Regions from separate parts of the Mus musculus genome. Here region 1 is linked to region 2. The links are chromatin contacts, found by Hi-C or POLR2A ChIA-PET in ENCODE. All regions are on one chromosome and are shown on one strand. The core of a region is the stretch at or near the end of the contact, and the rest is flanking DNA. Distances in the headings are between cores, read along the strand shown.

Region 1 (7,037 bases), core at 3,696-6,195, 42 kb before region 2:
GAAGTTAAAACATACACAAAGCTAGGCAGGTCCTTCTCTGTCTGCAGAGTTCCTGTGGTGTGAAGAAGAGTTTCCTCCTGCTGGCTCAGGCTCCTTCCGTCAGGTAGAGTGAGTGAGGACACAAGGCCCGGGTGGGCAACAACACGGCTGAGCAGAGAAAGGCTGAGTGCAAAAGAGCGGGAGGCCTGGGCAGTGCAAGGTCAGATCCAGTCCAGCAGTCAGGCAGGGCTGCGGCCTGCACACATCCAGTAGCTCCTGATAGCATTGTGTACAGTCCTCGATACGCTGATTTCTCTTTGTTATCATAGATGGGTCCAAGACAGGGACAGAGCAAGGTACACCTAGGGGAATGAGAGGACAGAGTGGAACAGACTGAAAGATAGGAGAGGGGGGAGGTGAGGGAAGATGCAGTTCTAGGGAGCAAGGAAAAGCAGAGGAAAGTGGGGGCAGGACACAGGCTGCAGGAGTGGGGGAGGAGTTAGGACCCAGCCACTGAGGTCTCTAGAGTTCAAGGCTGGCAAGGATTCATATCCCCAGAGTGTTCTAGCAGCTGTTCAGCCAGGTGACAGTAATGATGGGCTCCAACTGCCAGACTACTGGACCCCACGTGATACACACATGTCACCCAGGGCCTCTGTGTCCCCTGTATACAGTTCACTGTGCCCACCCAAGAGACATGAGGCCTGGCACTGTGGAGTCAGAGCCAATGGCCCTCCCCAGGAAGCGAGAGGGGCCAGATGTGCTTTTGTGGTCTCCATGGAGACCTGCCAACTAGGCGTCCTCCAAGGGCAGAGGCCTCAGAGCTTCAGTTTTTGCCAGGCTTTTGATAGAATGCACACATTTTAAGCAGATCTGCCAGGCACGTGACAGGCCAAGGCATCCCTCCCAGCTACAGGGGCCCAGATGACCAGCGCACCCAGAGCACGGACAGCCAGCCGCATGGCTGCCTCGATAGCAGTGAGCATCACATGTGCAGCTTTTGGGTTTTGCTCAGCTCCACCTGCCATTGTTAAAGCAAGCCCTGCCAGCTCTGCTTCCAGCAGGAAGGCCCCTTGGCTCTGTCCTGGGCGAGAGGAAGAGTAATGACCTCGATGTGGCTTGAGCAGGAAACAAAGCCATCTGAGCGGGAGCAAAGGATGACTCAGAGACTACGAGGCTATTTATTTGTTCAGCCAGCAAACCCCAAACCTTCTTAGATCCAAACCGTGAGCAGTCAGGGCACGGTCCCTCCTCTAGGGGGTCGGATGCTAAGCACATCAACAGATGACAGTGATGACTCCCAGTTGAGGAGACACAGAGACCGAAGGTTAGAGAATGGCGAGGATAGGGTGGGGCATGAAGAAAAGCAGTTCTAAGCAGTAGACACGTGAGACAGAAGCTGAATGAAGAAGAGGAGCCAAATGAGAGGACAGGGAAGAGGGACCCAGGGGGAAGGAACAGCCAGGACAAAGGCTCAGAGCCTCCCAACTGCTGGTACCCACTTGGCCCATGAAGATGGAGGATGTCTCCATCCCTCAGAAGGGCTCCTCCCTTTTTCTTCAAGGGTTGGTGAAGGGTGAGTGCCACAGGTTCCCTCTCATACTAACTCATCTGCCAGCCTTCAAAGAGAACCTCTAAAATCCCAGAGCAGCAGCTCCTAAGGCCAGCAAGTTCCCAGCGTCAGCCTCCATTGCACAACCAAAGCTGTTCCCCACACCCTTGTCTCCTCACACCAGTTTTACACCAAGCCACACACAAAGTGACACCAGCTAGGACGTCGCTGCCCATCTCCAGGTTCTGCAGACAGTTACTAAAATAACAACTGTGTATCTGGAGAACACCCCAAAACACCCACAGAGGGTCTTTTGGGAAACGGCTATCCCGGCTCAGCCCCTGAGCCGATGCATCTCTAAGGGATTCAGAGCTAGAAAGATTTTTCTAAAGCCTCCTATGATTAGAGAGCTCCCACCCCTACCCCAGACTCTGCACTCCCCTTCTGCCCTCTGCCCTGAATGATTCTCAGGTGACATTTGGGGCAATTTGATGACCCAGGCCATTTAGGTCTCGGGAATGTTCTGTCTCTGTCTAGCTGTCCCCTTCCCTCCTCCCCGCTTTTTTTTTTTTTTTTTTTTTTTGGAGACAGGGTTTCTCTGTGTAGCCCTGGCTGTCCTAGAACTCACTCTGTAGACCAGGCTGGCCTCGAACTCAGAAATCCACCTGCCTCTGCCTCCTAAGTGCTGGGATTAAAGGCGTGCGCCACCACCACCCGGCTCCTCCCCTCTCTTTCTCTTCTGCCCCACTCCCTACCTCCACCCTCTGCTCTCCACAGCTCTGAAATCACCAGCAGGGTTTGCAGCCCGAGATCTTCCTCATACATTTATTCTCTCCACGTGGAAGGGGCCACTAATTTCATCTCTGCTCATGAAGAGTCAAAGATTCTAACTGGTGATACTGGAATTTGAATGTGAAACGCTCCCCATTGGCTCATGGATTTAACTGCTTGCTCCCCACCCTGACCCCAACTGGTGGTGCAGTTTAGGAAGGTTAGAGCCTTTAGGGGGAAGATCCTCTGTGATGGAGGGATGGATCACTGGGGCGGGCCTTAAGGTTTTATAGCCCGGCTCCACTTTTTTTTAAACTCTCCTTCCTGATGAGGAATACCATGTGACCAGCCAGCCTCCTGTTTCCTGCCTGCTCCCACACCTTCCCTGCCTCCGTGGGATGATCCTCTCGACTTGTAATCCAGAATAATGTCCCTTAAGTGGCTTCGTGTGAGGAGATTTAAATAAGAAAAGTCACTAATGCATTTTGAAATGCTCATCCTATCTGGGGTCAGCCAAGCTGCCTCCAGCAGAGAGAGCCCCGGGAGTTGTGGATAACAGAGACATTTGTGGACCTCATAGTTATTATCAAGAGCTTCCTTATGGAGATGGATGGCAGACCCAGCTCAGGTCTGTGGAGAGAAAGGGACAAGAAACCCTTCCTTAGAGAGCTTACTCTCTTTGGGGGAGCGGGATCATTCACAAAGAAGCAAATGAAGGCATCACCTCTAGCAACATGAACAAATGAATGGCTGAATGAATGAATGAATGAATCCCGGGTTTCCATGGCTTTCCATAAACAAATTTCTTTTCATCCTTCAAGGCTTGGCTTTCCTCTGTTCCACCCTGGCAGCCTCCCAACTCTGCAGTACCTATGTTTCATCCTGTGCCCCGCAGCCAACTGCCAGCAGCTGGGCTGTGGGGTGGATGGCTACAGATCAGTGAGCATGTGTTTGTGTTCAGGAAGTGTGACTGGGATGGGATCATGTTTACATAAGCTGCATGACAAGTGGATGCATTCGTGTCCGTGCCCATGGAGGAGGCTGTGAAGATGGGGCGCAGTGGACCGTATTTTGTGGGTTGGAATGATGTCGTCTTTGGCAAGGTTATGGTGGGTGATTACCAAAGGGGACACAGACTACACTGTCCTGCTGGTGGCCCAGAGCTGCAGAGGAAGAGAGATTTCTGCCTGGCACTGACCTCACAGCAGCGGGGAATAGAATAGGGGAGAGAGCCCCACAAATCCTGATGGGGCATTGTGCCCTGCCTCCTGGAGTTCCTGGAGCCATTTCAAGGGAAGTCCGAGGTTACCTGTGTAAGCCATGGATGTACGTGAGGCAGCCCAGGTTGATTTGGCAATTGCCTGCCAAACCCCTCCTCTGTGTAGGTCATTTAAGGCCCGAAGTGCCTGCCTTGTGGAGGCCATGGCTGCCTTAACTGATCGACCATCAAGGACTCCCTGAGATGGGCGGAACCCACGCAGACCACAAGGCTACCCGGCCCTGTCGCTGTGAGCTCTGCCTTGTTAGATAGATGGCTTGGTTCCTTGGCTCGCTGGTGCCCTTTGTGGGCAAAATAAAATAAAAGTTAGATGCCTATTCCAATAGCGTGAAGCTGCGTTTAGACAGTGTTCTCCGTAATGCTAGCTGTCAGGGTCATGGTCATGGTCATGGTCACTGCAGCATTCCCACGCACAAACCTGAGAATGGTGCTGCCTTAGACTCCATGATCATGATACCTGCCTCTCCTCTCCTCTCCTCTCCTCTCCTCTCCTCTCCTCTCCTCTCCTCTCCTCTCCTCTCCTCTCCTCTCCTCTCCTCTCCCCTCCTCTCCTCTCTTCTCTTTCTCTTTTTCATTAAAAATTATTTATTTGTTTGTTTGTTTGTTTATTGTATATGAGTACACTGTAGCTGTCTTCAGACACACCAGAAGAGGGCATCAGATCCCATTACAGATGGTTGTGAGCCACATGTGGTTGCTGGGAATTGAACTCAGGACCTCTGGAAGAACAGTCAGTGTGCTCTTAGCCGCTGAGCCATCTCTCCAGCCCCTGCCTCTCCTCTCATATGGCCACCTTAGAGGCCCCAGAAGACTCTTGGGGCTCTTTCCCCTGTCCCTTACTCTGGACACCTCTTGTCAGTGGCCCAACATGCTCTATTCCTTTGAAATACTGGCTTGCCCAGCATTAATGGAAACTCACTTATTGTCTCCACTTGACACTGGATGCCAGACGCCTCAGCCCCCTGAAATGTCTACTTTCACCCCCCCACCCCCAATTCGACCTCCACTGTCCCAGAGAATATCATCAGATGAGGGAGGCAGGCATCAGTCACAGGCTCAGAGTCCTGGCTTGCTCCTCACACCCTCCTTCCACTCCACCACTAGCAGTTATCCCTCCAAATCACTGAGATTTCTGTCAGAAAAGTCTCCTGGACAACAGCCTAGCTCCTTGTCCTGTTCCTGGGGAGGCTGGCTAGGTGGGTGTGTCTCTCCGTGAGGTCAAAGTGCAGATCCCTTGGTGGGAACCAACACAGTGACTGCTTGGGTAGGGTACGGTGGGACTGCGCCAAGGTCCTGGGCTGAGGGGACACAGCTTCTCTCTCCAGGTCCATCCAGGTCACAGCCGTGGCTGGAAGCAGCTTCAGGCTCTTGTGCTTGGAGGCCTGGAAGCACTTCACACGTGGTTCCAGATGACAGCCAGGCTCTGTGCCGTGAGGCTGTGCAAAAGTAAATGCACTCTAGGACGAGCCAGGCCACCCCACCCCCATGCACACTTCCCGTTCTGACATCTACCATGAGTTCCACCCTGATGAGTAGCCCTGGGCATCAAGTCAGGCCTGCTGTGAGAGGATGCTGTGTAACCCTGGCTGGCAGAGTCTGTGGCTACGTGGTGATGCCCACACAGCAGCCACGTCAGCTTCATGTTGGCTGGGTCCAGTTTTGAGTTTCAGAGTGCAGATCCACACTTCTGGCTCCCTCTACAGAGATCACACACTCAAAGCCAATCTCCCACGGAGTTTTTCCTGTGGTAAAGCCTCCTTCAGGAGGTGCGGGTTCCAAGTCACATTCGGCAGGGCTGAGCTCCTCCTGGCTGGCTTCTGCAGGGGCTGAGGGTGCAGCACCCCTTCTGCAGTTAAGTCTCTAGTCTGCTCTGGAAGCCACCTGCAGTGGTGATGTGCTACAGCAGCCTGGGTTTCTGCAGGTCAGATGTGTGCCGCAGGCCTGGCATCCTCTCTCCTCACTCCCTTCCAGGCACGTGGGATGCCTGTCACACAGCTTCCATCTCCCCTCAAGTCCAATAATGGATGCTTCTAGAACAAACTCCCAGCAGCCTCCTCCAGAAAGTCCTCCCACAGCCCCCCTCAGGCAACAGAGACAGATGACCACACAAGGAGGATGCATGTTGTTTTGAAGATGCTTCCAGCTCAGGCCTTTATGTCCTACTGTGGAATAAAGAAGGGGTGTCCAGAATCCAGGGACTCTCCTCTGGTCTACCCTACTCCCATTTACCCAGCACCAGCCTCCCCCACCCCCCACAATACAGATTATACCTAGAGCTGACCCCAGGACACCACTTCCCACGAATACATTGAAGTATGGGAAGCAGAGGACATACCAAGAAATATGGGCCAAGGGTTTCTGAACCTTCAACATCATTAGACCAACCACATTCACAGGGCCAGCCCAGAAGCCACAGGCCACCGCAGTGTATGAGACTCTGGCTGCTCCGGTCCTTCCCTGGCACTAGTTACTCACACAGAGCTGTCTCATCCTTAGCAGAGGTGCTGCCCAGGAGCCTCCCAGGGCAGGAATGGAGACAGCTTCCACCTGGCCATGTCTCCTGTCTACCGGAGGCAGGGACTCAGATGACAGGGAAAGCTGACCTGGAAGTCACATGTCAGCTGTTCCTCTTTCTAACTGTACCTTCACGGGTACCAGCTTCCCTGAGCCTCTGAGTCCTGAGGTGTGGAGCATGGGTAATGACATTCGCTCCATGGGATGTCATAGTAGTTAATGAGCTACTGTTGTAAAGCCCTTGAAACATAGCTAACACAGGTAGTTCCTGGAGCCATTCCTAGGTTTAGTCCTAGGGCACACTGGCTACTCTACAAAGCTGTCCTTGGATCTGTTCCAGAGGGACCCTGAGCACTGGGTTCTAAGGGTGGCAGAAAAGACAAGCATACTCCAAATGGCCCAGAGATCCGGGCACATCTGGATGCATCGTTTCTCTGTGAGAGTGATGAGCGTGTCTCTCCCACACTGCTATGAACATCAGTAATTTTAGTCCTTGATTAAGGAGTCACCTGCCTCAAGGGCTGATCATATTGTGTGCCTTCAAAGAGCCAACGTGCCTTCCCCTCTGTGAGACGTTCAGATAGAGGAGGTGTTGGGATAGGGACAAGCTGGGGACAGGGTGTGTGCTTGTATGAGTCTGATGGCTGGGATGTAGTTGAGTGTGCAGTGTGCTGACGTCATTGCCTCCCAGTGATGCAGAGTCGATGGCATAGCTGTACTGAAGACGAGGTCCAAGGTCCAGAAGCCATCTTTGATGAGGTTGAAGCCAGCTCAGCATGTCAACTTCCTCTTCAGGGCCGCGATCGTGTCGAGGAGAAAGCTTCCAACAGCCCTTCCAAGCCCTTCAGCACCAGCAAGCATTTGTTCTGCTCTGCCTTAGGAGAAGAGAATACAAACACTGTCCAGCGTCTCTGGGGCCTTGGGTCTGCCCAGAATGCTTTT
Region 2 (7,107 bases), core at 2,413-4,912:
ATGGGGCTCAGCTCTAGTATGAGGCCCAATCTACCCAGGGGTCCCTAATGGTCCCATACATTTCAGTCACAAGACCTGACCTGCATGTTCCATCTGAGCCTTACTCTCCTCATATCTAACTTAGCTGAGATGATGTTTTCATGAGGTTAACACTGGAAGTGCATAAACTAATGCTTATGAGATGCCTGGCAAACAGTAGGCACTTAATAAATAACAGACATTTCTGCATCTCCTGCATACCCCAAGGCTGCTGTGAATGATGTGTGGGGCACACAGACAGATAAAGTCCCCAGTGTCCACACTGTTCTGAGTCCCTCTGAGCTCCCAGGAGCCCTGGGCAGAGAGAGAAACTTGGCTTCCCTCTCCACCATGGTGTGAGTTCATGAGAAACAGGGTCCCCTGGTGCAACTGTTCCTTTCCCTCTGTAGATTTCTCTCAGAATCGCTCTGTAGGCTCACAAGTCCATAGACATTAGTGCCAAAAGGGCTTTCACCTGCACAAGGTCTCGGGTGGCAAAGCTTGGCCCCAGGAGGCTACCACATCCACAGAGTCCTGCAGAGCTGTTGCCTAGGTGTCCTGCAGAAGCCGCTGCCCACGCTCACAGCAGGGACTGAGAGATGACTGACCTGCAGATGGCGCTACCACTACCTTGGTGTGGCAGGTAGGGAAACTGAGGCCCAGAGAGGCTCAGCGCTTCCTTGCCTATAAATGGGGCTCAACACAGAATTGTATAAATAAACTTCCTGGAAACATTATGAATCTGTCTTGTGCAGTCTTCCTTTGTAAACCGAGTTCACCATCCTCTAATGTGAACTTTGTAGAGGACATCATGGAGTAACACCAGAAGGTTCGATACCTCAGTTTCCCCATCCTAAGCTCAAACCAGGTGTGCCCACCACAAGCCTAATTCCTATTTAAAATATGTGGTTCTCACATCTCAACCTCATGCTGGCTGGCTACTCATCAGAGAGAGGTAGTTAGCCGAGTCAGGGCTGCATCAGTAGGAACACAGGATGGTCCCAGACCTGGGCATGATGCTGGGGACATGACCACACCAGATCCTACTCTCTCGTCTTGTCGGTCTGGGGCACACTCATCAGAGGGGACACAGTGTCTGTGTGAGGATGCCATGTAGGGTGTGTGTGTGTGTGTGTGTGAGAGAGAGAGAGAGAGAGAGAGAGAGAAAGAGAGAGAGAGAGAGAGAGAGGGAGGGAGGGAGGGAGGGAGAGAGAGAGAGAGAGAGAGAGAGAGAGAGACTGAAACCTGATTTCGAATCCCAAGTTTCCACTTGAAGCTGCTGGCTTTTGAGGGTCTACCTCCGTGGATCCCTTGCAAGGACCCTGTCACATGGCACACCTGAGGATGTTGTCTGCACAGTCCCACCATGATGAGGCTCTTCTATTCACCATGGAGCAGGCTCTCGCGGCTTTCCTGAGTAGAGATGCCTGAGAGCGAAGGTCGCTAGTGTCCTATCATCTCTAGTGGCCAGGAATCTTTCTCCTGTGAATCTGCTAGGCTGCCTTCATGTCCCCCCCCCCCCCCAAGTCTGTCCAACCAACAACACTGACTGAAGCTGAGACCCGGCCCTCAAGGGACAGAGGCACATTTTCTGTGTCCTGGAAGCTTGCCATTGTGGCTCTCCTCTCTTCTCAGCAGGAAAGTAGAGACTGGAGAAAGGCCCGTCAAGATTCACACACAAGGACTGGAGTTAGTTCAGCCGTTAAGAGCACTTGCTGCTCTTACAGAGGACATAAGGACCTGAGTTAAGTTCCCATTACAAAGTTGGGTGGGCCACATCTGCCTGTAACCAGGGATCTGATGACTCTGGCCTCTGTGGGTCTGCGCTCATGTGCAGTACCCCCACACGGACATATGTGCACACATATAATTAACAATAATAAAAATAAATCCTTTTAAAAGATTTACATACAAAAGAAGCTGGTTTGAAGAGAAAGACTAGAAGCCCTCCATCACCCAGGCTTCAAGTCGCAAACAGGGCATGTACAAGGAAAACCCAGGCTATACAGATGTGGGAGAGGTGGGTGCTATGTGAATGCCTTCTAAGTGTCCCCTGCCTCCAACCCAGTGCTTCTGGCTTTCCCCTCTGCTCAATAGCCCATTCCTATTCTTGGAAGTCCATTTCCCTTGCTCAGTGATCTTGCTTCTTGGCTCACCTTTATTTCTGTTTCTCACCATATGTGCCCAGTGTAGTCCTTTGTCTTGAGACACGAGAACCTAGATGGTTCACCAGAGAGTCAGGCTCGTACCTGTTACAGTGTGTTACCAAGCTTTTCCCTTCCAAGTCTCAGGCTCTCCTCAAAGCTGCTGCTGCTGTTGCTGCTGCTGCTGCCGCCGCCGCCGCCATTGCTCCTGCCTCTGGGAGGCACCTCTTCCTGCCAGCCCCACTCCCTGTCCCCAGGTGCCTGTCCTTACTACGTCACCTGTGCAAATGTGTCACATCCACCTCAGGGCAGATGGCACGAGCCACTGTCAAGCAGTGCATCTTTTGCTTAGTGTGTGTTGTAGGTTAAGCCGTCTCACAGAGTCGGGTAAGCATCCCATGACCTCATTTGCTCGCCCATGAGCTCCCCAGTGTCCCAAGCAATGCTGAGCTGGATTCATTTGCCTAAAGGCGTCCAGATGTATGTCAGCACTCCATTCCCCACAAAACCCAGTTGAGAAGCACGGCCTTTGGGAGTAGTTAAGTCACGAGACCATGCCTTGATGGAAAGTGGCCCTCAGCGAACGCCAGCTCTTCCAGAACCTTGACCTCAATCTTCTCAGACCTAGAAACCTAAGAAATAATCCTATTGTCATTTGTCCACTCTGGGGTGTAGCACTGAAGCTACCAAGGCTCATTAAATATGGCTGAAGTGGGATCCAGGATGCAGCAGGACAGAGGAAGGAGGACTAGGGAAGAGAAGTGAGGATCCACCTTAGTGGCCAAGGACAGAGCGAGCTCTGACCTGATCTGCCAGGCCTGACCCAGACTCTGAAGAAGCGGAGGCAACCCCAGCCGCTGCAGTGAGCGCCCCAAGAAGCCAACAGCTGTGGGCTCACTGAAAAATCTCACTTAAGCCTCTTCCTTTTCCATCCCGCTATCCTTGGAGTCAATCAGCCTTGTGCATCCTTGTCCCTGGCTCTGGGTCTGTGCTCTGACCAGTCCCCTGTGCTCGCCTGCCCAGCACACTGGGCTTCAGAGAGCTTGCTTAATCCACTTCTAAACTGTACATTTAAACAAACCTCTGGACTGATGCAGGCAGCTGTGCGTGACCAGCACACGGAGAGCCTCACCCTGGAGCATTAACCCCATTTATTAAAACTGCTGTAACTACCAGGATTTCAGCATCTCTAACTCAGAAACATGTGTCCTGGGCCCCTCCTCCCGGCCCCAGCTCTGATGCTGAAGGACAGCTAGGGTGGGAGGGAGGGAGGTAGGGAGGTGGGAGGCAGGAACTGCCCTGCCTGGGTTAAATATTTAAGAGGAGGCTGGCTAGCCAGCCAACCAAAATGTGCTTTCCCCAGCGTCAGCCTGGGGGTGGTGAGGGTGCAGAAAAAGCAGATCTAGTTTCTTTCCATGACTAAACCTCCCCACAGCAAAGGGCCGAGGCTGAGGTCATCCTGACACCTTTCTCTGTGACTTCAGTGGCTCATCCAGCCCCTGACTGATGACATTTAAGTTCCAGGCCCAGCCCATGCATCCTGCTGGGACAACATTTTCCAGGCACTTCACACTCACGCTGAAGCTCTGGGCGATCTCCTGGGCCAGCTCCAGGAACCTGCTATGCAATTATTTGGCTAGTCTTTTAAAACTGGCCTGCCTTGGGCCTGGTTAAAGTTGGTAAAGTTTTCACCTCAGAAGCATGAGGGCCTGAGTCCAATCCTCCAGCACCCAGGCAAGGTGACATACATCTGTCACCACAGTGCTGGGGTGTGGGTGACCGATTAGCTCCCAGGCCAGCTACTCATACCAAGTTCTGGAGCTCCTGACAACACCCCCTCATCATGCCTCAGCCACCAATTCTGAGCAGACACAGCCTCAGCCTCTGGGAAGCAGCAGACTCATCTCCCTATATGGGTGCAGGTGCCTAGTGCGTGTCCCTCCTGCCTCAGGGTGTCAGCCATGAGGTTGGGGGAAGGGACCTTTCTCACAGCACCTGGGTGACAAGGATGCTTCTTGTGGCACTCAGAGGGAGCCGAAGTGTGGGCTGCACCCACACCTCTATCAAACGTGGGAGTGGTAAACGCAAGCTTGGTCACTCTGAAAACAGGGTCAAGCTGGGTGTCTGTCATAGTTTCTGAGCCCAGCTCCTTGGGTCCTGAAGGTGCCACGAGCTTAGCCAGGCAGAACACTGACAGGCAGGCAGGCAGACAGCACAAACTAGTATTTTTTGTTTTGTTTTGTTTTCTTCTTGGTTAGCTACCAACTCTTCTGTTTTGTTTTGTAATCAATAGATTTTTGCTTCTGGCTCTTCTCAAAACATCAGAGGACCTGTTCACATTGTGCCCCCTTCCTCCATGTAGGGAAAGACACCCTGACTCTTGCATATTATAAAAATCAAGCCAAATGCTGTTGCTGTTTTTAGTCATGAGAAGCCTGGGTTTAAATTTGGCTTCTGAACCCATAATCAATTAAGCAGGTGTCGAGAAGGTGGCGCTGAACTTCCTTAATGAGCACGGGAACAGGATGAGAAAAGGCCACGTGGCTAATTCTCCCTCTCCACCTGTCGATGGCTCTGCCACAGGGGCTTCTGGGAGGAACCTGCTGTGGCCCTCTGACTGAAGGAAGCGGGTCGGCTGTGACCTTGGGGACTGCAACTCCACACAGAAATCACACGTGCCTATTTTTTTCCTTGATTCCTCGGCAGTGAGGCATAGCCCAGAAGGTGAGCCTCTAAGTTTACCCACATAGAACCCAGAAACCTGCCGCCCCTAGCCTAGCACCCCAACCCCACCCCAGTCCTCCCCCTTTCTCTCTCTAGCCCTCCTTCTCGAATTTTCCAACCTCCACTTGTACCATAGGCCCAGCTGCCCAGCAGAGCCCTAGAAGCTACTGTTTCCTCTCCCCCACCCTCCCCGACCCCAACTCTCCCCTTTCCTCACACCCGCCCCCTGTCAGTCCAGCAACACCTGCAAAGCAGGGTTGGATTGGGCCTGTCTCTGTCACCTCACTGGCTTTTGGGGACCCTGCAGGCTCCCTCTCTAGGGCCCCTATGTCTTTATGCCCACACCCTTGCCCACCTTCACTTGAGGAGGGCCTTTCTCCTTCCATGCTGCCGAACTTTCTAGAAGGAGAACTCAGAGCCCCCTAACTTTTGACTCCTCTCTCCCGCCAGCTCACAAGCACAGATGTCAGTCATCCCAAGAGTCAGAGACCCGTGGCATTTAATAACTGTTTTCCCTGCGGTCAGCTCTGCAGCAGTTTTCCATTTATATCTGTGAGTACTGGGTGCTCACTATGCCTGATCCAAAGTCACTCGAGTGTTAAGAACATGAGGCCAAGTTCAGAATAACGCCGAATCTTAGCAGAGATGGCCTTGTGCTGTGGACAGGATGGCGTGAGTCTATGCACGCCGGGACTGGGGACTCCCATGTCCCCAAGACAAAGACAGCGACTTATTGCTTGGGTGACTCAGTCTGGGCTCCTAGAGACACTGGTCACAGTCTCTGAATGTGTGGATTTGAGAGAGGGAGAGATACATGTGTGAAGGTGTGAAGCGGGCAGGCTACACTTGTGTATATGAGTGCCCTTTGAGCCAGAGGTCAGTCCATGGAGTTCTTCAACTGTTCTACCATTATTGTTTTGAGACAGAGTATCTTGCTGAGCCTGGAACTCAGTAATTCAGCTAGACTGTTTACCCTGTGATCTCCACCCGTCTCTATCTGCTCAGTATTTAGTGTTACTGGGTGCTGTCAGGTGCCTGCATGAGCACTTTGCCCAGTGAACCATCTCCCCAAGCCCCGTCATAGCCTTTCCCCCACCCCTAGTGCTGACGGCTGAAGCCAGGGCTCTGTGGCTGTTAGATACGGGCTTTACTACTGAATCTCATCCTCAGACGCCCAGACTAGAATGGCCTAAGTAGTGAGCCCTGTCAAGAGTGTCTCTGAGAAACCCATCCTGCCTTGAGCTCTCTGGTCAAAGGACAGGGGTCCTGGGGTTCTGGCTCTTCCATTTTAACCAGTCCTCTTTACAGAGGGATTATGCAGCTCTCTGCTCTGGCCTCAAAGGAAGTCTGAGACTTCTGGCGGAGATGTCTCCAGCCCACCGAATGCTGGGGCTGCTAGAGGAAGAAGGGGAAGCCACAAGTCATAAGTCTTGTGACTCTACCTTCCTCTGCATGCCACCAGAGACCAGCGCCATCACCCTGGGTGAAACCTTAGAGACTCAGAAGGCCTCTCACCCTGTCTGTTCTCCATCTCCCAGAAGAACCCTGGTCACCATCAGGGGCCAGTCAGCTCTCAGAGGGACCTTTGTAGAGAGCACTGAGAGTCTTACCCAAGAGCTGATAGACAACACAGAGCCTGAGGGACCCTGAGACCATAGGGACTAGAAGTGTGTGCAGAGTTGCCCTTAGTAACGATGGTTAGAGCAGCAGCAACAACAAACGTTCTAACTGTATCCACTTAGGGGATGTGGAACAGCATGGTGTGAAGGTTCAAGTCTTGGTTCTTCCATTTGTGGTCTCTGCATGCAAGATACATGTGCAGACTTATATGGGTGTGTAACTACAGTGGATGAACACACATGCGGTCACCTGATTTTCCTCCTGTTCTTCTGTACCCTGATAGTATGAGTGTGTATATAGTGTGAGCATGCACTCTGTGTGCATATAGTGTGTTTATTATAGTGTACACACATGGGTGTATATGTGTGTATGTATAGTGTGTGTGTGTAATGTGTATATATAATGTGTATATAGTATGTGTGTGTATAGAATGTGTGTATAGTGTCCACATGTGTGTGTATAGTGTGTGTGTATAGTGTGTGCATGTGTGTGTATAGTGTGTGTGTACATGCATGTGTAGTGTAGGTATATAGTATGTGTGTGTATAGTGTGTGCATGCGTGCATGTGCACATGTCATGCACATGTGTGCTCACCCACCCA

The links. Hi-C counts contacts between places; a loop is a spot of excess contacts on that map. ChIA-PET counts read pairs that join two places held with the same protein, here RNA polymerase II (POLR2A).
Region 1: a loop to region 2 is called in a map of heart, with 1.9 times the contacts of the local background. The contact joins two enhancer-like sites. A Hi-C loop is called at or near these places in 2 of 37 maps with a recorded cell type or tissue (adrenal gland and heart). POLR2A ChIA-PET finds 5 or more read pairs at or near these places in 3 of 5 experiments (Patski and embryonic stem cell).

Annotation. Positions count from the first base shown.
Region 1 is chr2:166,352,931-166,359,967 of GRCm38, forward strand. No RefSeq gene overlaps it. Among named protein-coding and RNA genes, the nearest start is that of Gm14268, 34 kb to the right of the region's middle. Within about 2 kb of position 4,946, at least 1 of the 3 ENCODE cell types and tissues checked has a DNase peak (open chromatin) inside an H3K27ac peak, as active enhancers do; it is heart, where a contact is called at or near this core.
Region 2 is chr2:166,395,754-166,402,860 of GRCm38, forward strand. No RefSeq gene overlaps it. Among named protein-coding and RNA genes, the nearest start is that of Gm30796, 5.6 kb to the right of the region's middle. Within about 2 kb of position 3,663, at least 1 of the 3 ENCODE cell types and tissues checked has a DNase peak (open chromatin) inside an H3K27ac peak, as active enhancers do; it is heart, where a contact is called at or near this core.